Regions from separate parts of the Homo sapiens genome. Here all the other regions are linked to region 2. Evidence: read pairs that join two places in POLR2A ChIA-PET (ENCODE). Cell type or tissue: K562. All regions are shown on one strand. Links, peaks and the distances in the headings refer to the core of each region. The heading gives the core; the rest is flanking DNA.

Region 1 (9,928 bases), core at 3,228-7,227, 52 kb before region 2:
TTGTATTATCAGTACTATGAGATCAGAGATACTGAGTTTAAAGATGGCAGTGTACTGAGAAAAATGGTAAACTTCTACTTCCTGAAATTAAGCGTTTCTGAACAGAGATTCATCAAATCTGCAGAAAAGAGAAAGGCAGATAACCGTAGGTTCTGAGGCTCGGTGTTTCCTCCCTAATGGCTTTGCCAACAGAAATACTGACAGGTTTTGTCTGTCACGGGCCTTACTATTTATCACCTTTTCCTCTCCTACCTCCTACTGTGGTCTTGCCTCATCTGTACTTCATGTACCTTAAGCCTAATAGTGAATGTTGAAGAAATGTCTCTCTTTGGAAATTATCTGTTTTATTTTATTGATTTAAGGTCAAATTAAGAAATAAGATAATGAGACTTGTCAAAGAAAACGAATACATAGAAGATGAAACTTGCAATCCTAATGCCTCTCCTGGCAAAGAAGACATTTCCCACCAAATCACTAAGAACTCATGAGAGCCTCCGTTTTCCTAATTCCAGATTCTGTATTTATTTGAGCTGCCCAGCCCAGGCCTGCAGGATAGGGCCCCACTCCATCAAGGCTCCTGTTTCCTCCTGAGCCCGAGCAGATGGTACCTTCTCTTATAGCCTCCATCCTTCCCAGAACACTCCAGGTACTATTTTCTATTTTCTGGGGGCATTTGGCATAGTTCACTGTTTCCTGAGAGGCAGCATAGCTTAGCGGAGAGCTCTCAGGCTTTGGTGTCAGTGATTTGTGGGTCTGACCCCTGATCCACCAGGCGTGCTATCTGATCTTGGATTTCTCAGCTCTTCTAGAACTGAGCCTCAGTTTCTTCAGCTATAAAATGGGGAAAATATCTGCCTCTCAGGATTGAGGTTAAATAAAGTGTGAACTCAGCACAGGCCTGGCACACAGTAGGTGCTTAGATATCTGTTTTCAAATTTCTGTCTTAATGTGTAGTTTGTATCTTCTTTATTATTTCCACCTTAAGAAATAAAAGTTTGGGATGAAAAGTATTATTGGTAACTGCCGAATGTATATTTAATCCAATCAGTGATCCAGGAGACAAAAGGAATGGGCTTGGTTTGGGTGAGTGATAAGGAGGCAACCTTCCACATAGGAGGTGAGAAAGGGGAAATGGCCTTAGCAAAGGCAGAGGGGCAGGAAAATACAGGCTGTGTTTGTGGAACTCAGAAAGCTGGAGGGAAGACAAGAGCAGAAGAGACCATTGTCCCCAAATTGTGGATCACCGCAATTACTAAGCCAGTAAGTTTTGATTTTGCCTTTTAGGCTGAACAAAATCATTGAAGATTTCTTAGCAGAATAATATGATTAACAGTGTCTTCAGAAGGCTATTGTGTGGGAACAATTAACTAAACGAATGAAAACAGCGCCCCTCTGCTCGGTGTGTAGTGCAGCATCCCATTTGTGTCTCCGTGCGTCCAGAATATGCTCCAAGGCATGGTAGACCCAGTGAACAACACAAGACTGATAAGACAGTGCCCCCAACAACACTGGAAAGTTTACCTTTCTTCACACATCTAATGCGCCTCTTTTTTGGTTATAAATACCAGGAACCGCCGGGCGCAGTGGCTCACACCTCTAATCCCAGCAATTTGGGAGGCCGAGGTGGGTGGATCACCTGAGGTCAGGAGTTCAAGACCAGCCTGGCCAACGTGGAGAAACCCTGTCTCTAATTAAAAAAAATACAAAATTAGCCGGGTGTGGTGGCGCATGCCTGTAATCCCAGCTACTCGGGAGGCTGAGGCAGGAGAATTGCTTGAACCTGGGAGGTGGAGGTTGCAGTGAGCCGAGATTGCGCCATTGCACTCCAGCCTGGGCCAAAAAAAAGAGTGAAACTCCGTCTCAAAAAATAAATAAGTACCAGGAACCCACCTTAACTTAAAAAAAGAAAATGTATTGGCATATGTCACTGGAAGCCCAAGGGCTAGATCCAAGGGGTCATACAATGTCATTGAGACCTACCTCTGTGGTACCACTTCTGAGATGACTTCAGGCATAACAGACAGGCTTTCTCCAAGGTGAAGACCCCCAGGTTCAGACGGCCCTTGGGCTTACCAGCCCTATTGGGGCACTCCTTTTTTTTCCACTCAAAAGCACTCTCCTTGGTTCTGTTTGCGTCGTGAGCCGATCCCTGAGCCAAACACTGTTTCCAGGGGGTGAGGTACCTAGACTAGAATCCTGGGCCTGGGTCCCTCACATGTGGCACAGAGGGAATGGCAGTGTTACCAGGTTTGGAGCAAGAGTGGAGACAGTTCCTGAAAACAAAAGTTGCCGGACAGGCAAAAAATAATAAACACCCCACAAAAAATCATGCAAAGAAAACACCGGTTAGAAGACAGCAGAATAGACTTGTCCTCAAGGAGGGAGATAAGAGAAAGCATGAAGGAAGAGCTGTCAGGTACAGGGATAAGGAACCAAAAACTCAGTTGTTTAACTCTCTGTGAGTCCACCTTGTTAATTCTGCTTCATCTTTCCATTAATTTTTATTTTTCCTTTATTAAAAATTCTACTTTGATGGTAGTGCTTTTGGAGCCAATTATTCCTCACAGCCTCTGGATGAGAGTTGGCCAAGGTAAGCAAGACATACTTTAAAAGATATGATGGGCATGTGTTATTTTTAGATAATTTCACTTTATCCACTTTGAATGTTGTTTAGAAATTTCTAATATAAAGCATAGAATCCTGTTTTCTCTTATAACATTTAATTTCAGTGGGAGGATCACTTGAGACCAGGAGTTTTGAGGCTGTTGTGTGCGATGATGGGGCCTGTGAATAGCTACTGCACTCCAGCCTGGGCAGCATAGCAAGACGCCATCTCTTAAAAACAAACAAACAAACAAAACAACAACAACAACAACAACAACAACAAAACACCTTATTGGCCGGGCATGGTGGCTCATGCCTGTAATCCCAGCACTTTGGGAGGCTGAGGCGGGCAGATCACAAGGTCAGGAGATTGAGACCATCCTGGCCAACATCATGAAACCCCGTCTCTACTAAAAATACAAAAATTAGCTGGGCATGACAGCACATGCCTGTAATCCCAGCTACTTGGGAGGCTGAAGCAGGAGAGTTGCTTGAACCAGAGAGTCGGAGGTTGCAGTGAGCTGAGATCACGCCACAGCACTCCAGCCTGGTAACAGAGTGAGACTCCATCTCAAAAAACAAAAACAAACACCTAAGCATTTCCAATGATAGGCTAATATGAAAGTCTAAAATGAAAAGTTATTTAAAGAAATCTAGATCTTCATATTTAAAACCAAATAGAAACACTTTTGGAATATATTTACCAGCAGAATACTCAGATATGGCATTCTTATGTTTGAGACTTAGAAAAATAAGCATCTTGGCCAGGCACGGTGGCTCATGCCTGTAATCCCAGCACTTTGGGAGGCCAAGGCGGGCAGATCACAAGCTCAGGAGATCGAGACCATCCTCGCTAACACGGTGAAACCCCGTCTCCACTAAAAATACAAAAAAGTAGCCGGGCGTGGTGGCAGGCGCCTGTAGTCCCAGCTACTCGGGAGGCTGAGGCAGGAGAATGGCGTGAACCCAGGAGGCGGAGCTTGCAGTGAGCCGAGATCACGCCACTGCACTCCAGCCTGGGTGACAGAGCGAGACTCCATCTCAAAAAAAAAAGAAAGAAAAATAAGCATCTTTTCTCAGAGTGTCTTAGTAAGCTGCTGAAAAGGACAAAAGACTCTTAAAATGGTAATTTGCACAGTGTATTTGATTTAAGGTCTCTTTGAGTATTTTTGTACCCAATACAGAGGGTAACAGGAAATAGAATTAACTGAGAAAAAGCCCCTGCTGCATCTGTTGTGTGCCTAGTATCATTTTCAGATCACCAAGTCAGATTTAGGACACATTTAAAATGTGTGTATCAAAAATATTTAGCTCTCCGGATTGAAGTCTACTCTCCATCCATTCTCTGGGCAAATACTGACTGAGAACTTACTGTGTATAATGTAGTCTGGATCTGGGAAAGGAAATAAAGATGGGTAACAGTGGGTCCCCACCTCAGGTAGGTTTTCAGCTGCCCTCAAGAATCTTGGGATCCAGGGTTGTAGAATAAATACAATATTTTATTACATCAGTAAAAGTCATCTCCAAACTGTTATTTTTCTTTTATGTATCCAAGAAATGTCTTCTGCTTTTCAGAGCACCAGGACTGGTTAGACTTAATATTTTCATACCCTGGGCAACTGTAACAATTCTATTCCTCTTCATGGCCATTGGTAGGGGAATGCAAAATTTTTGCATCCAAGATTGCCACGGCGCCCCCTACATGCACACTGAACTCCTCATCTGCCCAGCTAGCTAATCCTGTGCCTTATGGGTTTGTAGTAGTTTTTATACTGGAAATCAGAGATCACAGGACTGGAAGGATCATGGAGTCTTACCTCATTTTAACAATGATGAGCAAAATGAGCGAGGTGTGGGGTATTTTTAAGTAACTCTTGCAGAGCGAGGTGAGTAGAAGAGCCAGTTCTCAAATGCAAGTGCTGAGGCCCTCCTTTGCTGTCTGTGGATTGACTTCTTTTCCTTTTATGTTGTTCTGGTTTTTAAAGGCAGCAGCCTCCTTGGAAAGACGAAAAGCATCCTGGGTTCAGGCTGACATCTGCACTTAACAGGTACATGGGTTGTTTCCTGGTAGGAGTAGATTTTAAAGCAATTTAACTGTCCTGATATTTTTTACATAGCATCCAGTTGCCAGAGTGTGTTTATGTAAGCTGTGTTGATATGACATGTTCAAAACAAAACCCACCATTTTTTGAGTGTCTACAGGGGAAAGTATAGAGCACACGAGGTCTGGGATGAGACTCCCAGGGTTTGCATCTTGCTGTATGACCTTGAGTAGATTTTTAAACTTCTGATTGCCTCAGTTTACTCATTTGAAAAATGGAGATAATGCTACCTAGATCATGGGTTGGTTGTGAGGGTTGAATAAGATAATACCTGGGAAGCATATGTGCTGAATAAACATCAGCTATTATCATGATCACTTTGGGCCAGACTCCAGGAGTAAGAGTTCTACCTCAGCCATTTTTTTTCAATCCTGACAACACCCTACAAGAATGAGTATTATTTTCCATTCTAAAAGGTTAAGTGACTTGTTTAAGGGCCTTAGCTAATAGGTGAAGGACTAGGATTTGAAAAAATGCAGCTGAGCATGGTGGCTCACGCCTATAGTCCCAACACTTTGGGAGGCTGAGGCCAGAGGATCGTGTGAGTCCAGCAGTTTGAGGCCAGCCTGGGCAAGATGGTGAGACCCTGTCTCTATGAAAAAAAAAAAGGCGTGGTGGCACGTGCCTGTGGTTCGAGCTACTCAGGAGGCTGAGGTGGGGAGGATCACCTAAGCCCAAGGAGGTTGAGGCTGCAGTGAGCCATGTTTGCGCCATTGCATTCCAGCCTGGGCAAGAGAGAGACGCTGTCTCAAAATAAAAAAGAAACCCGATGAATGGTGCAAAATTTTAAATATACTCAAACAGAAGAGTTATAAAAGGCCTGTGGTGCCCATCCTCAGCTTCACTCATTATCAGCATTCTGCCAGTCTCTCCAAACCTACCTCCCACCTCAGTCCCGTGACTGGCTAGTATAGTATTGTACCTTGAAATGTCTCCAGCAGTTTAAGGCCGACGAGAACCTTTTTTAAAAAACATAACCACAATGCCGCTATTACACTTAACAAAATTAAAAATAACTCCTTAATATAATTCAATGCCTGGTCGGTATTTAGATTTTCCCAGTTGGCTCTGCATTCGTTTGATATTCTCTTGAGTCTCTTTGAATCTGTAAAAAGAGGCTGGAATCTGAACCCAGGTCTCTCTGATCTCAGCGGCCACGCTCTTTCTGTTGCACTGTGGGTTCTGCCCTTGTCTGCCTCTTCCCTCCTCTGAAGCCACGTGGCTTCATAGCCACCTGAGGCTGTCACTGGAATGAACCACAAAGAAGCACTGTAGGCTAATGAAGTTGCTTACCGTAAAGTCCTTTCTATGGCCGACAGTTTGACCTTATGATGAGATAAATAGATAATCATCTCTTGCAACCAAAGCTGTGTAGACATTGAAGCTATCTGGGAGAATTTCAGAAATTTGCTATACATTAGTGGCTCCCACATTTTCTTTTAGGACTACTTTACAGCCTTAAAAAACATGGAGGCCTGGCGCAGTGGCTCATGCCTGTCATCCCAGCATTTTGGGAGGCCAAGGCGGGCGAATCACCTGAGGTCAGGAGTTCAAGACCAGCCTGGCCAACATGGTGAAACACCGTCTCTACTAAAAATACAGAAATTAGCCAGGCATGGTAGCGGGTTCCTGTAATCCCAGCTACTTGAGAGGCTGAGGCGAGAGAGTCGCTTGAACCCGGGAGGCAGAGGTTGCAGTGAACACCACTGTACTGCAGCCTGGGCGACAAGAGTGAAATTCCATCTCAAAAAGTAACACTAGTAAAATAAAATAAAATAGGCCAGGCACAGTGGCTCATGCCTGTAATCCCAGCACTTTGGGAGGCTGAGGCAGGTGGATCACCCGAGGTCGGGAGTTCGAGACCAGCCTGGCCAACATGGTGAAACCCCGTCTCTACTAAAAATACAAAAGTTAGCTGGGCATGGTGACGCACGTCTATAATCCCAGCTACACGGGAGGCTGAGGGAGAAGAATTTCTTGAACACGGGAGGCAGATGTTGCAGTGAGCCGAGATCACACCACTGCACTCCAGCCTGGGCAACAGAGCGAGACTCTGTCTCAGAAAAAAATAATAAAATAAAATAAAAAAAATATTGAGGCCCTCAAAGAGTATTTGTTTATGTGAGAATATCTATTGATATTAGAAATTAAACTGAGAGATTTTTTAAAGATACTAGTGAATTAAAAAAATAATAAGCCCATTACATGTTAACATAAATTATATCTTTTTGAAAAGAAACACAAAAAAAGTATTGAAAATAGTGACAATGTTCACCTTTTACAAATCCCTCCAAGGCAGCTGGGTGGTCTGTGCCTGCGCTCAGCGGTGGGGGCATCACACCTCACGTGGCCGCTGGGGAAGCCCGCCGTGCTTGGGAGAGAGCGAGAGTGAAAAAACAGAGGACACTTTACTATCATTTTGAGAATAGTCTTGATCTTACCTTCTCCCTGGAAGGGTTTTGCAAACCACTGCTCTAAGTGATCCTTTACTTAGAAACAGCTACTCTCAGGTGGAGAAAACCTAGTGCAGCCACAGGCTAAACTGGCCACAGCCAGCTTCCGAGCTGGGAAGAATAGGAAGCTCTTAGACGGAAGCCATGAATCCGAGGCCCACCTTGTTGAACTTGATCGCCATGCCATCAGCTTCAGCATATAAGGCTATATGAGTCTAAGTTAAAATATTCTGGAGTGTGGGCGATCCTCAGAGGCTGTTAATTGATATAAAGAACTTCAGGTAGGTCCTAACCCCTTATTTGATGGTTGATTATAAATCAGTTATTCTTGCCTTCTTTCCTGTTGGTAATATTCAACAAAGACTATTGCATTTTCACTAAGGAAAACGGATTTTCAGCCAGCCTCTCTCCTCCCCTCCTTAGGACCAATTCTGATTCTGCTCTTCACACGAGTGCTCTGAGTACCAAGCCCCAGGACCCCTATGGAGGAGGGGGCCAGTCGGCCTGGCCTGCCCCATACATGGGTAAGACACACAGGCCACTGCTGACAGCAGCTGTGCTTGCTCATTCTGTCCTAGGAACCAAGGGAGAGAGAAGCTGAAGTGGTGTTTGCGCTTCCCGGTTCAGTGATCTTAGAGAGGCAGCTCGTGGCAGGGAAGCGTGTGTGTCCATGATGCAGTCAGGATGGATGGAGCTCCCAGCGTCCCCTGCCTCTGCCCTGCTTCCTCCACAGCACGCTCTCCCTCTTGGTGTCTCTTGGCCCTCTTCTGGGCACCCGTCATCTTCTAATAACTTCCTGACTGGTCTCCTGATTTCCAGTCTCACATCCCTTCAATCCAGTTTTATGTTAAGTTCCCCAAGAGTCCTCTTTCCCCACCCAGGATCTGAACAAACTGAGAAATACAACTAGAAGTGACAGTCAGAGCTAGATATCACCTTTATTACTACTAAGACCAGGTTGGAGGAAGTGACTGTCTCTGTAGGTTGGTGGGCCTGCTGAGACTGAACCCCAGCATGAGGCTGACTCCCCCTGAGTGGCTGGCAGCACTGGCCAGTGTGGTCCCCTGGGAGGAGGGGTCAGGCAAGCCTCGGGGAGGGAGGGTGGAGCAGAGGCCTGCTGCCTTGAGATGGGGGAAGAGGAGGTCGGGCTGGAACTGTGCATCACCTGCTCAGTTGCCCCCTGGCCACTGTGAGTAAGGGGATGGAGAGAGGCCAGGAGTAACCCGGAGTGGGGAAGAGGCCCACTCATGCCATCTCACAGCTCTGCTTCCAGAGCGAACCCAAACCTGATCATCTTGCTCTCCCACTTAAAATCCTCAGTGCCACCCCTCACCTTCAGGAGAAAGAGCCCAGATCTTCTTTGGAATGACATGAGCCCCAAGGCCTGGCTCCTGTCTGCCTCTCTCCCTTTTCTCTCTGCTCCCCCGCCTCACACCCAAGGTAGCCATGCGAACCACTTTGGGTTCTACTGGTGTTTCTTCCTGTTCCTGTCTCTTCCTCTCTCTCTCACTCCTGGCCAGCACCCTCTCCATCCGTAAGCCTCAGCTTGTGTGTGTCCTCATGTCTGTGGAGCCATCCTTGACCTTCCTTCCTCTCAGCTCAGAGTTATCGTGTCCTTCTAACATCCCAGACTGCTCTCTTAGCACCTGCAATGCTTGGCTGCTTTTTTATGTGAACATGCATCTCTTTCTCTGCTCAGTGTAGATTTCTTGAAGGCAGCATCTTAATGGTCTTGTTCTCTCCAGCCCCTAGCACAGTGCCCGGCACAGAGGAGCCCGTACTGATGGAGAAGTGTGAAGAATCACACACTGGCTCACATGTGCACGGCATTTGCCAAAACACCCTCTCGGTGCTGGCACCTGACCTGTACATGAAGTGAGGCTGGTCATTCAGACACATTTCAAGCCTACCTTTCTGGGGTTTATAATCTAGAAAGAACAATGGTCTTGAATTATCCATTCCATATGCAGATTGACTCTTGCCCAGAAACTTTCAGGGCTGTGTATTTGTTCTTGAAACAGGAATAAATAAATCTTTAGCCAAGAAACCAGCTTTTCTGGTTTTCTTTGCTTTTTGGACAATTTAAAGCCTAAATGGCCTCTGTTCCTTCCAGGAGAACACTTATGATCGTATTTCTTTGTATATAGCAGGGATAGTACTGAATAATAATTGTTGCTATATTTGTTCTATTGGTGCAATTCAGAGAAGACTACATTTGCTTAAATGATTGTTTGCTTGTAAACTATGGGAGCTTTCAGAATTGGTTAGGGACATCTACCCATGCTTCCATACATGGGAATATGAAAGTTGGCAGTGATGTTGAAATTGATGTTGGAATTGGATATGGGTGCACTGCTCACTGCTTAGAGGAGTGGGGTGTGTGGGAAGAGGGATGAGTTTAGTTTCAGGATAGGTAGAGATGGGAATATGTAAACAAAGCCTAAAAAAAGCAGAGGCTGTAATCAGTGGGGGTGCCTGTGAGCACAGCAGGATCCTAATCTCCATGGACCGGGAGCCAGCTAGACAGACAGATTTTTACCCTGGAGCTCCTGCATTTCTGCCTCTGCCGATCCTTCATTTACATTACCCTCTGCAAAGTTTACACTTCTCTAGAAAGGGCCAAAGGCCTAGAGAAACAAGGCAATCACAGGTAATTCAAGTGAGGATTTTTTGAGGCTTGCATGCTAAGAAAAAGAAAGTAACTGAAGAAAGAAATTACCTGAGCTGAAGTATTCATTCTTAGCGATGTAGCCTCTGAGAGAAGAGGTG
Region 2 (10,161 bases), core at 3,183-7,182:
GGAGATACGACCAAACAGCAAAGCCTTGACATGGGGTCAGGAGGCCTTGGAGCCCGGCCCACTGGGTTCAGGCCCTTGCACCTTGACATGGGCTCGGTGACACGGCTCACCCTCTTGTGCTTCTGCCATTGCCACTAGCACAGCTACTCCCTGGGTAGCCCATTGGTCCCAGAAGAATGAGAGACAGGACAGACCTTAACCAAACCCATGCCCAGGAGCCATCTAGCCAGGTCCGGCTGAAATCGGCAGGGCTGCCCCAGAAATCTACAGACACGTGAGCCAAAGATAAACGCTGAGAGTAGTAAGCCACTGAATTATGGCCATTTGTTACACAGCATATATGTGACAACAGTTGACTGATACACCACCTCTGTTCATTTCCCTTTGTGCTTGAGTTGCACTTGATTTCCACGGCTTTACTTTTTTTTTTTTTTTTTTTTTTTTTGAGACTGAGTCTCGCTCTGCCACCCAGGCTGGAGTGCAGTAGTGCAATCTCAGCTCACCGCAAGTTCCACCTCCCAGGTTCACGCCATTCTCCTTCCTCAGCCTCCCGAGTAGCTGGGACTACAGGCGCCCGCCACCACGCCTGGCTAATTTTTTTTTTTTTTTTTTGGTACTTTTAGTAGAGACAGGGTTTCACCATGTTAGCCAGGATGGTCTCAATCTCCTGACCTCGTGATCCACCCACCTCGGCCTCCCAAAGTGCTGGGATTACAGGCGTGAGCCACCATGCCTGGCCAGCTTTACTGTTTTAACTGTAGAGCTGATTTTGTGGTAGAGCGTTTGCCTTCCCACTGGTCTATAAGAAACGTGACATAAGGACTACGTCTGATTCGATTCTGACTCCCCAGCACCCAATTAAATGGCAGCCAATGTCATTCTTTTTTTTGGAAACAAGGTCTTGCTCTGCTGCCCAGGCTGGAATGCAGTGGCATGATCTTGGCTCACTGCAACCTCTGCTTCCCAAGTAACTGGAATTACCAGCACGTACCCCAACACCCAGCTAATTTTTGTATTTTTAGTAGAGTCAGGGTTTCGCCCTGTTGGCCAGGCTTGACTTCCCGGCCTCAAGTAATCTGCCCGCCTTGGCCTCCCAAAGTGATTACAGGTGTGAGCCACCACACCCGGCCAATGCCATTCTTTTCATCCTTTCCATCTGTACCTTTCCAGGACAGCCCAGTCCGGGTGGAGAGGCAAAGGTCTCTGTTTCCGGAAGGCCCAGTCTGGATGGAGAGGCAAAGGTCTCTGTTTCCAGGACTTACCTGCAAGTTTGGGCAAGAAAGTTCAAAAGCCCTGAGCTTTGGTTCCCATGACTGTCCATATGGCTCATTTGCAGCGACTCCTGGACTCCTGTTTCTCCCCCATTCAAGCTTCAGATTCCTAGGAGAGAACACTGACCCAGCCAGCATGACATGGGGACCGGGTTACACTGGCCTGGCTTTTGGAAGGAGAGGGGCCCGGCAGCCACAGCTTGCGTGGCTTCGTTTGCAGCCAGTAAGACGGTCTCTGGGAGGTTGCAGAGGTTGTTAGAGGGAAGCAGCGCTTATATAGAAGCCAGCTGAGGAGGATCCCGTACTTTAAACAAGCCAGGCTTTGAGCAGGTGAGGATAGGAATCATATCAGGTTAGTCCTGGGGACTCCTGGGCTGCAGAGCTGGTGTCCTGAGAAGATTGAGGATGGGTGTTGGTGCCCTGGCCAGACCCATCAGAGAGGGGGGCGGAGGCCTGGGCAGGAACCCTCTGTGTTCAGAAAACTGTTCAATGCCCCTTTCAGAGTATGGGCTTTGTCCTTCTCAACAAACCTGCTTGTTTTATTTATGATTTCTAGCAATAAAGAACCCATTTTATAGAAAGAACAGTAAGGAAAATGATAGCTAACATTTAGGAACTGCTTCCAAGGGGCAAGCACACCCCATGAGATAGGCACCACCATTCCCATTTGATAGATAAGGAGACTGAGGCACAGAGAGGCCACTGCCTTGCCCCATCGTCACAGCTAGGAAGGGTGGAGATCACATTTGAACCCAGGTCTCTGTAACTCCAGGGCCCATGCACTTGGCTCTTAAGTAGCACTGCCTCTAGGCCTCGTTCCTATGCACACGGCCCTGTGTCCCTGTTGATTGTCTGTTGTCCTGGCACGATTATTAATGGTGCCTCCTTTCATCCTCAAAAGGGTCCTGGTTTGAGGTGTTTTTTGTTTGTTCATTTGTTTGTTTTTGTTTTGTTTTTTTGAGACGGGGTCTCGCTCTGCACCCTGGTCGCTGCACCCAGGCTGGAGTGCAGTGGCGCGATCTTAGCTCACTGCAGTCTCTGCCTCCTGGGCTCAAGTGGTCTTCAAAAGGGTCTTGTTTGGCTGACAAATTTTAAGGCTAGGTAGAGCCTACATTATCATAGCAAGATGTTGGTGGGCAGAGTTTGGGAAACCCAGCTGACAGCTGTCCCTCACTGTCCCAGAATTCTGGCATTCAGGGCTCACTCTCCCGGGGCAGTTCCACACTGTGTTAATGAGGCAGCCCTGGTTGACCCTGGATACCTGGGCACTTCCCAGAGCAGACCTCCAGGATTTCCGTTACTCCAGGGCTCTTTGTTTATATTTTGACAAAGAGCTCGTTTTTCTCCCTGACGCCAACCCCTACCTGTACTTGCGAGGTTCTTCTCCCTGTTGTCATGTACTAGCTTGGCCAGGAAAGTGGCCACTGTTCTCCCTGGTGCTCCCAGGTAAAAGCTCCTGGGCTCACATCCAGGCTCCTGGACTTCCATCCGGGCTCCTGGCCTCCCATCAAGGCTCCTGGCCGCCCATCAAGGCTCCTGGCCTCCCATCAGGGCTCCTGGCCTTCCATTCGGGCTCCTGACCTCAAATCCGAGCTCCTGGCCTCGCATCTGGGCTCCTGGCCTCCCACCCGGGCTCCTGGCCTCCCACCCGGGCTCCTGAGCTCCCAGCCGGGCTCCTGGGCTTCCATCTGGGCTCCTGGCCTCCCATGAGGGCTCCTGGCCTCACATCTGGGCTCCTGGGCTCCCAGCTGGGCTCCTGGGCTCCCAGCTGGGCTCCTGGCCTCACATCTGGGCTCCTGGCCTCCCATGAGGGCTCCTGGCCTCACATCTGGGCTCCTGGCCTCCCACCTGGGCTCCTGGGCTCCCAGCCAGGCTCCTGGCCTCACATCTGGGCTCCTGGCCTCCCATCCAGGCTCCTGGCCTTGAATCTGGGCCCCTGGCCTCACATCTGGGCTCCTGGCCTCCCATCAGGGCTCCTGGACTCCCATCTGGGATCCTGGCCTGGAATCCAGGCTCTTGGCCTCCCATCCAGGCTCCTAGTGCTGGCTCTGCCTTCTCTTTTGGAGCGGGTGGTAGCAGTGGGGGCTGGTGAAATGTGTCACTTCCTGTCCCTGGCCCAGCTCTGAGGAGCTTCCTATGTGACCGTGACCCCTTCATGCATCTCTAGCCACTGTAGACAATACCCTCTCATCGCTTCCCTGAAAGTGATGCCCTTTCCTGAAAGCCAGCATGCCCCCCAGCAAGGCATGGAAAGCGCTGATTCTGCATAATGCTGAGAAGGGGTGCACACCTCAGTGTTCAGACCAGCCTGGGGCACTGGCTACTGGAGAAACAGTGAAGACATGTCTGCACTGAAGGACTTCTTCAAATCTTTGAAACGCCAGCCCATTTCCAAGAGGTCGGCGTGGTAGTCAGCACTTCTCAAACTGTCCCCTGAATCTTTTGTCTGGAACATCTCATGGGGCTGGTGTTCTGTGGGGCACACCGGAAAGGCATGGAGACAGGCAGGGGAGGATGAAGCCAGGATGTGGGAGAGATTTAAAGACTTTGAAAGGATCCATGGACAGGCGCAGTGGCTCACGCCTATAATCCCAACATTTTGGGAGGCCGAGGCAGGCAGATCTCTTGAGGTCAGGAGTTTGAGACTAGCCTGACCAACATGGTGAAACTCCATCTCTACTAAAAATACAAAAATTAGCCAGTGTGGTGGTAGGTGCCTGTAATCCCAGCTACTCAGGAGGCTGAGGCAGGAGAATCACTAGAACCTGGTAGGTGGAGTTTGCAGTGAGCCGAGATCATACCACTGCACTCCAGCCTGGGCAACGGAGCCAGACCTGTTTCAAAAAAAAAAAAAAAGATTTTAACACTGGAGATATGGCAGCCCGAGCACTTGTTCCAGCTTCCCTGTCCCAACCCAAGTTTCTAAACATGACTGAAACAACATGTATTTTAAAATCTGCAATAAGAATAGAAACTACAAAGGGATGTCCTCATTATCAGAAGTTGTGAGGACCGAATTGAATGTGAAAACTCTAGCCATAAGATGTGTTCAGAAGAGAACACCCGAAGGCCGGGCGCAGTGGCTCACGCCTGTAATCCCAGCACTTTGGGAGGACGAGAAGGGCAGATCACCTGAGGTCAGGAGTTCGAGACCAGCCTGACCAACATGGAGAAACCCCGTCTCTACTAAAAATACAAAAAATTAGCCAGGCGTGGTGGTGCATGCCTGTAATCCCAGCTACTCGGGAGGCTGAAGCAGGAGAATTGCTTGAACCCAGGAGGTGGAGGTTGCGGTGAGCTGAGATCGTGCCATTGCACTCCAGCCTGGGCAACAAGAGTGAGACTCCATCTCAAAAAAAAAAAAAAAAAAAAAAAAGCAGAAGAGAACACCTGTGAAGGGAAGGAAGGGAAGGGCCAGCTTAAGGACTTAGGGATGTGCTGAGTCCAGGGCCAGCTTAAGAACTTAGAGATGTGCTGAGTCCAGGGGAGGAGGCAGCTGTAGGCGACCGGTGGGTGTGGCAAGGACTTGCTCCGCCCCTACTGCCAGGAGGTGGCAGAGAGACCTACTGGGGAAATTATTTACCCTACAGATGAGGACACGGGGGCTCATTTCCTTCATAAACAGCCCTTTATCAATAAGATAAAGCCCAACAGCCCAACAGAGAAAAGAGGGGCAAGGAGAGGATCCTGCGGTTCACAGAGAAACACAAGTAACTAATATCATGAAAAGATTTTGGATCTCACTCAAAATTAATGCTAATTAAAACATCAACAACGCTGAACAATACATATTCACCACTGGCAAAACTTTTTAAAGATTGCTAATTTTCAGGGCTGAGGAGGGTGTTGGGGAAATAGGGTTCTTCCAGCTGACGGGATGTAAATTGGAACAACCTTTCTAGAGGACAATTTGGCATTAGCTGTCAAACAGAATTACTATTTTTATTTTTATTTTATTATTTTTTTTGAGACGGAGTCTCGCTCTGTCGCCTAGGCTGGAGTGCAGTGGCGCGATCTCAGCTCACTGCAAGCTCCACCTCCCGGGTTCACGCCATTCTCCTGCCTCAGCCTCCCGAGTAGCTGGGAATTACTGTTATTATTTTGAGACAAGGTCTCACTTTGTCGCCCAGGTTGGAGTCCACTGGCTCTATCTCTGCTCACTGCAACCTCTGCCTCCTGGGTTCAAGTGATTCTCCCACCTCAGCCTCCTGCGTAGCTGGAACCACAGGGGCCCACCACAACGCCTGGCTAATTTTTGTAGTGTTTGTAGAGACAGAGTTTCACCATGTTGCCCAGGCTGGTCTCCAGCTCTTGGGCTCAAGTGATCCACTCGCCTCAGCCTCCCAAAGTGCTGGGATTACAGGTGTGAGCCACTGCACCCAGCCTCAAACAGAATTACTAAGATCCTAGAAGAAAATATGATAAAATATTTCTATATTCTTGGAGAAGGGAAAAACCTAAGCAAGACACAAAATCCAGAAGCCCTAAAGGAAAAAATGAACAGATTTGACCTCATAAAAATGTAAAACTGTAGGGCTAGAGACTATGACAAATATAAAAGACAAATAATAGACAATATGTGCAACATGCAAAATAGCACTAAAATGCAAACAGCCCCTTCATATCAGAGGATAAAACTTTATATTCCAATATATAAATGGTCAATGGATAAGAACAGGCAACTTGCAAGAGAAGAAATTCAGATAGCCTGGAGTTGAGAAATGACCTTGATGCTCCCTGGGGATGAGATAAATGCAAATTTTAAAACAGATAATATCTAGAGTTGGCAAAGGGAAAGTAGTGCTCCGTAAACTGTGGGCACTATATGCTGTAGAATCTTTTGAAGGGCCATTTGGAAGAACCTATCAACACTGCAAATGTGCAGATAAACTTCTAGGAATCTGTCCTTTGGAAATGCCAGCTCAACCCTACATGGACATGAACGAGTACAATAGGCACCCCCCTTATCCTCAGGGGATACGTTGCAAGACCTCCAGGGGATGCCTGAAACAGCTAATAGGACTGAACGCTATGTAGACTATGTTTGTTCTTATACATGCATACCTATGATAAAGTTTAATTTATAAATTAGGCACAGTAAGAGATTAACAACTAATAATAAAATAGAACAATTATAACAATATACTGTGGTAAAACTGATGTGAATGCGGTCTCTCTCTCTCTCAAAATGCCTTATTGTACTGCACTCACCTATTTTTAGATGGTGGTTGACCGCAGGTAACTGAAACCACAGAAAGCAAAACTGCGATGGGGGGGGGCTGCCTGCATGCTCCTTTCAGACCTGTTTGTGAGAGAGTTTTAACTGGAGGGCATCTAAATAATCAGAGAGTGGGAAGAGAAAGGGGTACTCACTTTTTATAGTTTTGTATTGTTTGTGAATGTTTTCTATTTCATATGTTTTGTAATTAAAGCCAAAAAGGGTAATGACAAAAAGGAAAAAAAATGCTATGTGTCTGACTTTCGGGAATTTATTAGAGGGAGTGGAAATTCTACCACCTCCTATTGCTAAATCTCATTAAAATGCCCTTGAAATCAACCCAAACCAACTCTCAGGCACAGCCAGAACAACGGAGGCAGAGCAGAGCTCAGGATCCTGAATCCACACCCCCCGGCCACTCCTGGTGGGAAGAGAAGAAGAGGAGAGCTCGCTTCCCACCATCCCCATCCCACCTGGCTGGAGAGGCTGATGTGGGGCGAGGTTTGGCCATCAGTCCACAGAGGGGACTTCATGTACACAATTCATTAACATTTATTGAGCACCTATGATGTGCCAGGCACTGTTCTAGGTCCTGAGGATATGGTGATGAACAAGATCCCTGCTCTCATAGGTTACCCAGTGGGTGCCCTAAGCAGGCAATAAATAAATATGTGAGCAAGATGACAAGAGAATAGCAGAAGGCACTAAAGTTTTGGAGTAAAGCCATGAACTCTTTTTTTTTTTTTTTTTTTTTGAGACAGAGTCTTGCTCTGTCACCCAGGCTGGAGTGCAGTGGTGCGATCTCGGCTCACCACAACGTCTGCCTCCCGGATTCAAGCGATTCTCCTGCCTCAGCCTCCCGAGTGGCTGGGATTATAGGCACGTGCCACCACACCCAGCTAATTTTTCTATTTTTAGTAGAGATGGGGTTTCACCGTGTTGGTCAGGCTGGTCTCGAACTCCTGACCTCGTGATCCACCAGCCTCAGCCTGCCAAAGTGTTGGAATTACAGGCGTGAGCCACCGCGCCCGGCCCGAAAGCCATGAACTCTTTTCCCAATTATTTTCTTATTGAGAAGCATCTCTCAGCTTGCTGTTGGGTTCTGCTGTTAGTAAGCGTAAGGATGGAGGAAGGCTGGCTGATGACATTAAGCAGCTAAAGGCGTGGACTGTCGAGGCCAAATAGCATCAGCTCTCTTTGGCTTCCCCAGCCCATGGAACAGTCTTCCTATTTTGCGAATTTCCTACCTTATGAACTCACACCTGCTTATGATGGAAGCCAGAACCTTTCCCCATCTCTCTTGAAGATTGGGCACAGCATACAACTTAAGACACCACCCGTTGGCTGCTCCTGCATGAGGCTAAGTGACACTGAGAAGCAGATGACTGGAGTCCTTTCTGTCAGGATGACAGCAGATCCCAGAGGCAGCAGCAGAAAGAACCAGTGCAGGTAAATGGCCTTTGAGCCTGGTTCTCTGATTTCGCTAAGATTTTATGAGGCACCTCCTATCCTTTAATAGGTTCCTCTGTAGCTTAAAAGCAGCTAAAGAGCAGTCTGTTGCTTGTAATTAAGGACTCCTACCAGTACACGAAGGGAGAAAAGCAATAATCAAATAAATTACTTTCAGATAGAGATCAGTGCTAGGAGGAGGTCAGCACAAGGTGATGTAAGACAGAGTGACAGGTGGGGTGAGGGCTACACTTGATAAGGGGTCAGTGAAGCCTCTCTGAGGAGGTGACGTTAGGCTGAGACCCAAACAATGAGAAGGAACTAGCCATAGAAAGATCTGGGCGAGGAGACTTCTAGACACGGGGAGCAGAAAATGTAAAGGATGAGCTTCAGATGTTGATGGATGTAGGGAGGGTTGATGTGTTTGGAGTTTAGTGCAGGTGAATAAAGAGGAACATAATGAGATTGGAAAGTAGGTAGGAGTCAGTTCATGCCAGGCCTTGCAGATCATGGTAAGACATTTGGATTTTATTCTGAGGTTAGTGGGAAGCCATTAGAGAGTTTTAAACAGGACATAATATAGTACCTGGGGTAGCCAGCCTCCAAAACATCCTCCAGTGATCCTTGCATCCTTGTATTTACACTCTTGTGTAGCCCCTCTCACATTGACTAGGGCTGACCCAATAGGATGCTGCAATGTGACGGTATATAACTTTCAAGGATAGGTCATAAAAGACATTGTGACTCTGCCTTGGTCTCTCAAATGTCTCCCTCTGGGGAAGCCAGCCACCATGTTGTGAAGATACTCAAGCAGCCCTATGGAGAGGCCCACACACTGGGGAGGCACTGCGGCTTTCTGCCGACAGCCTTGTGAATGAGACACCTTGAAAGAGGATCCTCCAGCCCCAGCCAAGCTTTCAAATGGTTCCAACTCTGACATGCTGACAACTTCATGAGAGGCCCTGAGCCAGAACCACCCAAACTCCTGACCCATTAGTGTGTTATGTAACAAATGTTTGTTGTTTCATGCCACTAAGTTTTGGGGCAATTTGCTACCTCTAGCCATTGTTCCCAGCTGGTGTGTAGTCTGACTGGCAGGTGCCCATGCTTTATTAGTGGTTTGATATTTTGACTATCGGCCCTGAGTAGGAGGAATGACACAGAGAGGAGATAGAGTTGTGAGTGAGAGGAGGCCAAATCGTGGTGTCAGAGCGAGAAGCAGCACCCTGGGGAGGGCTGAGTCACTTGTGCTGTCTGGAGGAAGGCGGAGCAAAGATCTGCAGCCCAGCTGACTGTGGTCTCAGCTTTTCTAGCCTCCAGGCTTTCTCCCGGGTTCCTAAGTCTGTATGTGCTCACTGGAAATGCCCCATGACTTGGGGTGACATGGGTGAGTTTTCTTCCTCCTTCCTCCCAGAGCCACGCCAGACCTGATGCTGGAGGGCTGGGCTCTTGTCCTAGTTCCCCGTCCTGGGCTGGGCCCAGGGCACCGGCCAGTGGGAGAAACTGCCTTCTCCGCCTCCTACATGCACTGGTGGTCACACCTCGCCCCACATCAGCCTCTCCAGCCAGGTAGGGTGGGAACCACAGGAAACGAGCCCCCTTCTTCTCTTCCCACCAGGAGTGGCCGGGGGGTGTGGATTCAGGATCCTGAGCTCTGCTCTGCCTCCGTTGTTCTGGCCGTGCCTGAGAGTTGGTTTGGGTTGATTTCAAGGGCACTTTAATGAGATTTAGCAATAGGAGGTGGTAGAATTTCCACTCCCTCTAATAACTTCCCAAAAGCCAGACACATAGCATTTTTTTTCCTTTTTGTCATTACCCTTTTTGGCTTTAATTACAAAACATATGAAATAGAAAACATTCACAAACAATACAAAACTATAAAAAGTGAGTACCCCTTTCTCTTCCCACTCTCTGATTATTTAGATACCCTCCAGTTAAAACTCTCTCACAAACAGGTCTGAAAGGAGCATGCAAGCAGCCCCCCCACATTGCAGTTTTGCTTTCTGTGGTTTCAGTTACCTGCGGTCAACCACCATCTAAAAATAGGTGAGTGCAGTACAATAAGGCATTTTGAGAGAGACAGAGAGAGAGAGAGAGAGAGAGAAACCACATTCACATCAGTTTTATCACAGTATATTGTTAGAATTGTTCTATATTATTATCAGTTATTATTATTATTTTTGAGATGGAGTCTCACTCTGTCGCCCAGGCTGGAGTGCAGTG
Region 3 (10,161 bases), core at 3,657-7,656, 88 kb before region 2:
AAGTTTTGGGGGTTCATTTAGAATTAATTAATTTAGAACTAGCATTTAAAAGTTAAACGGGCTGGGCATGATGGCTCATGCTTGTGATCCCAGCACTTTGGGGGACTGAGGCGGGTGGATCACTTGAGGTCAGAAGTTTGAGACCAGCCTGGCAAACATTGAGAAACCCTGTCTCTACTAAAAATACAAAAATTAGCCAGATGGAGTGGTCAATGCCGGTAATCCCAGCTACTCGGGAGGCTGAGGCAGGAGAGTCACTTGAACCGAGGAGGCGGAAGTTGCAGTGAGTAGAGATCACTCCACTGCACTCTAGCCTGGGCAACAGAGTGAGACTCTGTATCAAAAAATAAATAAATAAATAAAATAAAAATAAAAGTTTTAAAACAGCTTATAAACTTGAGTTAAAATATAACTCAAGTGAAGCAGAGAGAAGAATATTAAAGGGGAAACATTTAATGAGGAGCAAAGCATAGCCTTGACCGAGCTTCTGCTAAGAGCGGATGGCTCTCACTTGGCACAGACATCTTTCTGTATTGCACTACTTGCCCTGGCAGAGGCATCAGAACTGTTAGAACCACAATGGACTGTGCAGCACTTTTCATGCAACACTCCCCCTTTAAGGTTAGCCAACCGAGAGCAAGAAAAAATAGGTAATAAGCTCAACATTACTCAGCTAGTAAGTGGCTGGTACAGGAATCAAGTTCTGCTTACTTAGTCTGAAGGTTTTCAGCCACTTCATACCATTTGATCAACATATTTGCCCTTTGTTTTTGAATGAAATAGAAAAAATAATTTCCTTCTTTCCTTCTTTCTTCCCGCCTTCCTTCCTTTTTTTCAAACAAAATTACTGCCATTTATATTAGTGTTTCTACCACTTCTATCATGACCACTGCTGGCAAAAATGTACTGAACTTTTGCTGTGCATCAGGCAATATGGCTAACTAAGGCTTTGCATACATCATTTACTCTTTCTAGTAACCCCAGAGTAGGTACTATTACTGTCTCTATTTACAGGGAAGACTGTGGAGGCCAAGAAGGATTAAACAATTTCCCTGCATCACACAGCCAAAAATGGTAAAGCCAGATTTGAAGTCCAGGCTCTTTGATTCTGGAGTTCATGCTAGTAACTACCAGCTCTCCGTCTGGCAGTGTTTTGTTCTTTTGTTGAATTACTAAAACAGAACTATTTTCTCTGAATGCAGAAGTTGAAACCTGTTGAGGAAATTCAACCAGAGTATTTCTTGAAGAAAAAAGAAACCATTTCCTGATTTCTTTATTTGTTAACCCTATGACATCATTAGGGTTGGTAGTAGCTGCTCCTTTGCCTTCACACACAAGAAAAAAGTGTGCAAATAGTTCTTAGGAACTACTGAAGCTGTTCAGAGGACCAGAAGCTAGACCCTCCTCTATTATTTTCTCTGCCCTACGTCTGGCCTTTTTAGCTTGTGGAACTTATCATCCCCGCCATCCAGTAAAGGCTACAAAGGCCCCGAGACTAGTCCCTGCAGTTACTACTGATGTTCTTTTCTTGCTTCTCATCTGCTTTTACTACCAGTTCTGTCTTGCCCATGGTCAAACCATTATCTCTAAAACTCCACCTTCTAAGCTACCTCTGACCCTTCGAATTTGCCATGGTTAGAAAAATCAGGAAAATAGGAAACCTAACCAGCAAAGAAACATCTGGGAGTGTATTTGTTGTCACTGTAAGCAATGACACATAGATTAAAACAATAAGATACCATAGGCAGGAATGGATAGAGTATGGACTCAAGAGTAAGGCAGCTTGGGTTCAAAGCCTGTCTCTACCCATTACAAGCCTTGTGTTCAACAATTTAACCAACCTTCCTTCCTTCCTTCCTTCCTTCCTTCCTTCCTTCCTTCCTTCCTTCCTTCCTTTCATGGAGTTTCGCTCTTTTTGCCCAGGCTGGAGTGCAATGATGCGATCTTGGCTCACCGCAACCTCTGCCTCCCGGGTTCAAGCGATTCTCCTGCCACAGCCTCCCGAGTAGGTGGGATTACAGACATGCGTGACCACGCTGGCTAATTTTGTATTTTTAGTTTTTAGTAGAGACGGGGTTTCTCCATGTTGGTCAGGCTGGTCTTGAACTCCCGACCTCATGTGATCCACCCACCTCAGCCTCCCAAAGTACTGGGATTACAGGTGTGAGCCACCGTGCCTGGCCAATGTAAGCTTTCTAAGTCTCGGTTTCTTAATCTGTAAGGTGGGGATAATAATAGTAGCACTTCACAGTGTCGTGAGGATTAAACGAGATAATGTATACGAAGCATCTAACACTGTACCTAGAGCATATAAATGCCAATAAAGGCTAATTATCAAAGTCATAACTTAGCCTTTTTACCCATTAAATTAGGACAAATTTTTGAGTGATATTCAGTGTTGGTGAGTGGGTAATGCAATGTGCTCTTGTATACAGGCACACCTTGTTTTATTGTGGTTTGCTTTTTCTGCTTTACAGATACTGTGCTTTTTACAAGTTGAAGGTTTGTGGCAAACCTGCATGGAGCAAGTCTATTGGTGCCATTTTTCAATGGCATGTGGCTCACTTCATGTCTCTGTTGCATTTCAGTAAATCTTGCAACATTTCAAACTTTTTCATTATTATATCTGTTATGGTGATCTGTAATCGGTGATCTTTGGTATTACTGTTGTAATTGTTTTGGGGTCCCGTGAACATCACCCACATAAGTTGGTGAACTTAATCAAGAGAAATGTTGTGTGTCTTCTGACTGCTCCATTGATCAGCCATTCCTGTGTCTCTCCCCCTCCTTGGGCCTCCCTCTTCCCTGAGATAACAATATTGAAATTAGGCCTCTAAGTGTTCAAGTGAAAGAAAGAGTTGCATGTCTTTCACTTTAAATAAAAAGCTGCAAATGATTGAGGTTAGTGAGGAAAGCATGTTGAAAGCCAAGGTAGGACAAATTCTTGAAGGAAATTAAGTGCTATTCTGATGAACACACAAATGATAAGAAAGTGAAACAGCCTTATTTGCTCATAAGGAGAAAGTTTAAGTGGTCTGGATAGATCAAACTAGCCACCACATTCCCTTAAGCCAAAGGCTAATCTAGAGCAAAGCCTAACTCTCTTCTGTTCTATGAAGACTGAGAGAGCTGAGGAAGCTACAAAAGAAAAGTTTGAAGCTAGCAGAGGTTGGTTCATGAGGTTTAAGGAAAGAAGCCATCTCACCCAGGCGCAGTTTCTCATGCCTGTAATCCCAGCATTTTGGGAGGCTGAGGTGGGTGGATCGCTTGAGGTCAGGAGTTTGAGACCATCCTGGCCAATATTGTGAAACCCCGTCTCTACTAAAAATACAAAAATTAGCCGGGCATGGTGGCGTGTGCCTGTAGTCGTAGCTACTTGGAAGGCTGAGGCAGGAGAATTGCTTGAACCCAGGAGGCGGAGGTTGCAGTGAGCCGAGATCATGCCACTGCGCTCCAGCCTGGGTGACAGACCAAGACTCTGTCTATTAAAAAAAAAAAAGAGGAAGAAGAAGCCAACTCCATAACATAAAAGTACAGGATGAAGCAAGAATTGCTGCTATAGAAGCTGCAGCAAGTTATCCAGAAGATCTGGCTGAGGTCATTGCTGAATGTGGCTGCACTCAGCCACAGATTTTCTTTCCTCCTTTCTTTTTTTTTTTTTTTTGAGACAGAGTCTTGCTCTGTCGCCCAGGCTGGAGTGCAATGACACAATCTCAGCTCACTGCAACATCCACCTCCCAAGTTCAAGCAATTCTCTTGCTTCAGCCTCCCGAGTAGCTGGGATTATAGGTGCCCGCCACCACACCTGGCTAATTTTTGTATTTTTAGCAGAGACAGGGTTTCACTATGTTGGTCAGGCTGGTCTCGAACTCCTGACCTCAGGTAACTCACCCTTCTTGGCCTCCTGAAGTGCTGGGATTGCAGGTGTGAGCCACCGTGCCCAGCCTGCATTTTCAACATAGATGAAACAGTCTCTTTTGGAAGCAGATGCCATCTAGGACTTTAATTCCTGGCTTCAAAGCTCCAAAGGACACTTCGATTCTGTTGTTAGAGACTAATGCAGCTGGTGACTTGAAGTGGTTTCAAAATCAACGCTTATTACCATTCCTAAAATCCTAGGGCCCTTAAGAATTATGTTAAATATACCCTGCCTGTGCAGTATGAGTGGAATAACAAAGCCAGGATGACGGTACATGTGTTTGCAGCATGGTTTACTGTACATTTTAAGCCCACTGTTGAGACCTACTGCTCAGAAAAAAAAGATTCCTTTCAAAATATTGCTGCTCAATTCAGTGCTTTTTCTTGGTTGATAAAAAACAAACAACTAAAATATTACTCCTGGCTGGGCTTGGTGGCTCACATCTATAATCCCAGCACTTTGGGAGGCCGAGGCAGGTGGATCACCTGAGGTCAGCAGTTCAAGAACAGCCTGGCCAACATGGTGAAACCCTGTCTCCACTAAAAATAGAAAAAATTAGCCGGGCATGGTGGCGCATGCCTGTAATCCCAGCTACTCGGGAAGCTGAGGCAGGAGAATTGCTTGAACCCGGGAGGCAGAGGTTGCAGTGAGCCAAAATTGTGCCATTGTACTCCAGCCAGGGCAACAAGAGTGAAACTCCGTCTCAAAAAATAAATAAATAAATAAATAAATAAAATATCACTCCTCGTTGACAGTGCACCTAATCATCCAGGAGCTCTGATGGAAATGTAGAAGATTAGTGTTTTTATGCCTTCTAACACAACATCTGTTCTGCAGCCCATGGATCAAGAAGTAATTTCAACTTTCAAGTCTTATTATTTAAGAAATACATTTCATAAGGCTATATATAGCTGTCATAGATAGTGATTCCGCTGATGGATCATGGCACAAAGCATACTGAAAACCTTCTGGAAAGGGTTCACTCTTTTAGATGCCATTAAGAACATTCATGGTTCATAGGAAGAGGTCACAACCTTATCAACATGAGCAAGAGTTTAGATGAAGTTGCTTCTAACCCTATTGGATGACTTTGAGGGGTTCAAGACTTCAGTGGAAGAAGTAACTGCAGATGTGATTGAAATAGCCAGAGATCTAGAATTAGAAGTGGAGCCTGAAGATGTGACTGAATTGCTGCAATCTCATAAAACTTGAATGGATGAGGAATTGCTTCTTGTGGATGAGCAAAGAAAGTGGTTTCTAGAGATGGAATCTACTCCTGGTGAAGATGTTGTGACCATTGTTAAAATGACAAAGGATTTTAAAATACCACATAAGTTTATTAAATCAGAAGTAGAGTTCGAGAGGATTGACTCCAATTTTTTTTTTTTAAATAGTCTCGCTCTGTCACCCATGCTGGAGTGCAGTGGTGCAATCTCAGCCTACTGCAACCTCTGCCTCATGGGTTCAAGCGATTCTCCTGCCTCAGCCTCCCGAGTAGCTAGGATTACAGGCACATGCTACCATGCCTGGCTAATTTTTGTATTTTTAGTAGAGATGGGGTTTCATCATATTGGCCAGGCTGGTCTTGAACTCCTGGCCTTAAGTGTTCCACCTGCCTTGGCCTCTTAAAGTGCTGGGATTACAGACCTATTGACTCCAATTTTGAAACAAGTTCTATTGTGGGTAAAAGTGTTACCCAGCAGCATCACATGGTACAGAGAAATCTTTTGTGAAAGGAAGTTGATACAGCCAACTTCGTTGTTGTCATATTTTAAGAAATTTCCACAGCCACCCCAACGTTCAGCAACCACCACTGATCAATCAGTGGCCTTCAACATCGAGGCAAGACCCTCTACTAGGAAAAAGATTACAACTCACTGAAGGCTCAAATGATCCTTAGCATTTTTTAGCAATAAAGTATTTTTAAATTAAAGTGTATATATTTTTCATGCATAATGCTATTGCACACTTAATAGACTACAGTATGGTGTAAACAAGTATAACGAAACTTTTTTTTTTTTTTTAAAGAGACAGAGTTTCTCCCGGTCACCCAGGCGAGAGTGCAGTGGTGCAATCATAGCTCACTGTAGCCTTGAACTCCTGGGCTCAAGCAGTCTTCCCATTCCAGCCTCCTGAGTAGCTGGAACTACAGGCATATGCCACCATGCCCAGCTAATAATTTTCATTTGAAAAATTTTTTTGTAGAGATAGAGTTTTTCTTTTTGGCCCAGGCTGGTCTCAAACTCCTGGCTTTAAGCCGTCTTCCTGCCTTGGCCTCCCAAAGTGCTAGGATTATAGGCATGAGCCACCATACATGGCCTGTAAACAAAACCTTTTTTTTTTTTTTTTTCTTGAGATGGAATTTTGCTCTTGTTGCCCAGGCCGAAGTGCAGTGGTGTGATCTTGACTCCCTGCAGCCTCTGCCTCCCTGGTTCAAACGATTCTCCTGCCACAGCCTCCCAAGTAGCTGAGATCACAGGCATGCGCCACCACACCTGGCTAATTTTGTATTTTTAGTAGAGATGGGGTTTCACCATGTTGGCCAGGCTGGTCTCAAACTCCTGAGACATATACCTGTTGTAAATTGGTATACGTCTTTTTTGCTTTTTGTTTTAGAAACAGGATCTTGCTCTGTCACCCAGGCTGGAGTGCATAGGTGTGATCATAGCTCACTGCAACCTCAAATTTCAAGATTCAAGCAATCCTCCCATCTTAGCTTCTGAAGTAGCTGGGATTGTAGGTTCACCCCGCCATGCCTGGCTAATTTTTTATTTTTTGTAGAGACAGAGTCTCACTATATTGCCTAGGCTGACATCTTTTCAAAAACAGTTTTGGAATATATATAAAGGATGTTAAGATAGTAATATTATTTGACAGATTCTACTTTGGGGACACTATCCTAAGAAAGTAATTTAATATCTGAAAAGAAAACCTGTAGCCTGATAATGTTGTAATATTATTTATTATAGTGAGTAATTGATTTCAGTAAAATATGATCTATCAGCTCAGTGCAGTTTGAAATTATGAATGTAAAGACTTCAGCTACATGAAAAAATATATTACTATGTTGAACAAAATACTTAAAAAGGAATACAATTATATGGACTGATGGTTATAGGAGTATATGAAGTTTTCACACAGTTGCTAGGACATAACTTGTTTGTCTTTAGTGTCTTTTTGACATTGCCAAAAGCTTCTGACACTACTTTTTTAAAAATGTGGCTTAAAAAATTGTCAAGTAATGAGCAAAACAGAGACTCTACTTCTGTGCCTTAGTCTCATTGCCAGTTGCCAGCCTCTGATTTCAGGTGGGTGTGAGGGATGGAGGGACAATGAGGGATGAGGCAGGGCTCGGAGATGGTCTAAGAAGTCACTTGTATCTCATGTGGGTTTCTTCTCTCAAATTCTTGAGTTTCTCTTTATAGACCCTCATTAGAAAAGTCGGTTATGTGGGCATCAGTATGAGCCCTTACTCTTGACTCCACCACTGTTAGGGACATCCTCAGTGAAATCCCTGACAATTTCTTCAGTAATACATATGTTATATAACACTCCTTTATAATGATTTTTTTGGGGAAAGAATAGTAATTCTTTAGATGCTAACCCAGCCGGCTGTAAACAAATCATGGTTCTTTAAAAACCATGGCTCACACCTGTAATCCCAGCACTTTGGGAGGCTGAGGCAGGTGAATTACCTGAGGTCCGGATAACAGTAATGCATCCTCATAAGAGTTCAAGCCAGTAATTAATGAAATACAAAGCCAAAGTCCCCAGAAATGAGAGATGGTTTGTGATGAGAGAGGATCTGGGGTGTCTGTGGTCTGTTACACACATTACTTGATGATAAAAACAGTGATCTTTACTTTGGCTTACAAAAGGCTCGTGCTTCAGCAGAGTGCAGCAAAATGTTCCCTGACCAAAACGACTGTGTCTGAAGGGCACAGCTTGGGGGAATACAGCTATGAAAAAAACTACACGAGGAACAAAAACATTGGATGAAAATAGTGGTTGTATTTGGAAGGTAGAATTATAATCCTCCCCTTTTCTACGTTCCTAAATTGTCCATAATGTGGTTATATTTTTTTAATAATAAAAGTCCAATTTAACAAATATTTATTGGACACTGCGTGTCAGACACAATGCTTGATGCTGGAGATACAATGACCCAGACAGGCACAGTCACTGCTTGGCGGAACTTCAGTCCAGTGGGAGAGGCAGATGATTTTACAAGTCATTGTGACACCATGTGACAAACCCACAATAGAGGAGTTCAGAGAGTGGCTGGATTGTGTCCGAGTGGTGCCTAACCCAAACGGGTTGGGAGGAGGTCCCAGGAAAGGCTTCCTGGAGGAAGAGGTGACTAAGCTGGGACCTGAGGGCTATATAACTGAAGATTGGAGTGAGGAGTGTTCTAAGCAAAAGAAGCTGCATTTGGCAAAGCTTGGAGGAACTGAAAGTTTGGTGACACTGGAGCATAGATTGAGCATGAGAAGGGAGTGGTGAGAGATGAGGCTGGAGCTTGAAGTAGGAACCAGATCACAAAGGACTTTGCTTTCTTATTAAGGAATTTGGATTTTGTCCTAAGGCGGTGTAAAGCTATTGGAAGGATATTCATTTGCTTGCCTGCTTGCTCACTTATTTATTCTTCCAAATTTGTTGTAGAAACTCAAATAATATGGAAGCATGAAACATGAAAAGTAAAAGTCTCCCCTTCTCTACTTCACACCCTCCCCCCAGTTCTAATCCCCATGGTACCTATTGCTAAGTGTTTCATCTGCACCCTTTCTGCAGTTTTCTGGGAAGTATATGCAAGCGTGTGTGTGTATATACATATTTTCTTTCTACACAAATGGAATCATGCTATACTGAATAACTCCCATCTTAAAAGCAAAACTTGACTGGGTGCAGTGGCTCACACCTGTAATCCCAGCACTTTGGGAGGCCGAGGCAGGTGGATTACCTGAGGTCAGGAGTTCAAGACCAGCCTGGCCAACATGGTGAAATCCCATCTCTACTGAAAATACAAAAATTAGCTGGGCATGGTGGTGTGTGCCTGTAATCCCAGCTACTTGGGAGGCTGAGGCAGGAGAATTGCCTGAGCCCAAGAGGCGGAGGTTGCAGTGAGCCAAGATTGCGCCATCGTACTCCAGCGTGGCTGACAGAGCGAGATTCTTTCTCAAAAAAAAAAAAAAAAAAAAGGCAGAACTTGATACACCTTAGGTATCTTTCTATGTCAGTACCTAAAGATATATATTCTTTCTAATGACAGCAGCACAGCCATTTATGTAGCTATCCCATCATTTATATAACCAGTCTCTTATTGAGAGACAATTAGATTATGTCTAGTTTTTCACTATTACAGAGGAAAACTGCAGGGAACATTCTTGTTATGATATCGTGTTGGATATTTACATAAGGGTATTTGTGAGATATGTTCCTAGAAGTAAAATAGCTGGGTAAGAAGGGTTGTACATTTAAAATTAAGGTAGATATTACCGTATTATTCCCTGTTAAGGTGATATCAATTTCTACTCTCACCAACATATGAGTGTCTGTTCTTTCATATACTCTTCCCCACTGGATATATCCTTTTTTTGATTTCTATTTTTTGAGATGGAGTCTCACTCTGTCACCCAGGCTGGAGTGCAGTAGTGCAATCTTGGCTTACTGTAACTTCCACCTCCCGGGTTCAAGCAGTTCTCCTGCCTCAGCCTCCTGAGTAGCTGGGATTACAGCTGTGCGTCACCATACCCAGCTAATTTTTGTATTTTTAGTAGAGACGGGGTTTCACCATGTTGGCCAGGCTGGTCTTAAACTCCTGACCTCAGGTGATCTGCCCACCTTGGCCTCCCAAAGTGCTGGGATTACAGGCGTGAGCCACCATGCCCCGCCAATATATCCATTTTTTAAAAAAACTGTGGTTAAAAAACACATAACTTAAAACTTAACATCTTGATTTATTTTTAAGTTTACAGTTCATTAGTGTTAAGTATATTCACATTGTTGTGTAAAACAGATCTCCAGAACTTTTTCATCTTGCAAAGCAGAAACTCTGTACCTATTAACAACTCCCCATGCCACCTCCCACTAGCTCCTGAATCACCATTCTACTTTCTGTTTCTATGAATTTAACTATTCTAGGTGTCTCGTACAAGTTAAATTACACACTATTTGTCTTTTTGTACCAGCTTATTTCACTTAGCATAATGGGTAGAAACAAGTCACAGGTGTTGCCTCTACTC

What was found. ChIA-PET counts read pairs that join two places held together with the same protein. Peaks named below come from ENCODE experiments on the same cell type or tissue, not always from the same donor. Only the 100,000 strongest peaks of a DNase experiment are listed, where the experiment ranks them.
Region 1: POLR2A ChIA-PET joins it to region 2 with 5 read pairs; 2 of 35 experiments call an interaction of 5 or more read pairs at or near these places.
Region 3: POLR2A ChIA-PET joins it to region 2 with 5 read pairs; 5 of 35 experiments call an interaction of 5 or more read pairs at or near these places.

The regions. Positions count from the first base shown.
Region 1 is chr15:90,599,796-90,609,723 of GRCh38, forward strand. It overlaps CRTC3 (CREB regulated transcription coactivator 3), which reads left to right. Exons shown (of 15, transcript NM_022769.5): 4 at 2,529-2,590; 5 at 4,590-4,652; 6 at 7,583-7,683. It overlaps LOC124903554 (a long non-coding RNA gene), which reads left to right. Exons shown (of 2, transcript XR_007064756.1): 2 at 513-1,010. Among named protein-coding and RNA genes, the nearest start is that of LINC01585, 55 kb to the right of the region's middle. In K562, for the core only: a CTCF peak has its summit at 4,304; no DNase peak of the experiment used is centred there.
Region 2 is chr15:90,651,500-90,661,660 of GRCh38, forward strand. All of the region lies in intron 2 of CRTC3-AS1 (CRTC3 antisense RNA 1), which reads right to left. It overlaps LINC01585 (long intergenic non-protein coding RNA 1585), which reads left to right and starts at 8,735. Exons shown (of 3, transcript NR_120371.1): 1 at 8,735-9,325; 2 at 9,894-9,984. RefSeq lists enhancers at 3,102-3,301, 3,562-3,791, 8,891-9,419, 9,642-9,691, 9,832-9,881. In K562, for the core only: no CTCF peak of the experiment used is centred there; a DNase peak (open chromatin) is centred at 4,792.
Region 3 is chr15:90,563,065-90,573,225 of GRCh38, forward strand. The region is part of intron 2 of CRTC3 (CREB regulated transcription coactivator 3); the gene reads left to right. Among named protein-coding and RNA genes, the nearest start is that of CRTC3, 38 kb to the left of the region's middle. RefSeq lists an enhancer at 1-317 and a silencer at 589-718. In K562, for the core only: no CTCF peak of the experiment used is centred there; no DNase peak of the experiment used is centred there.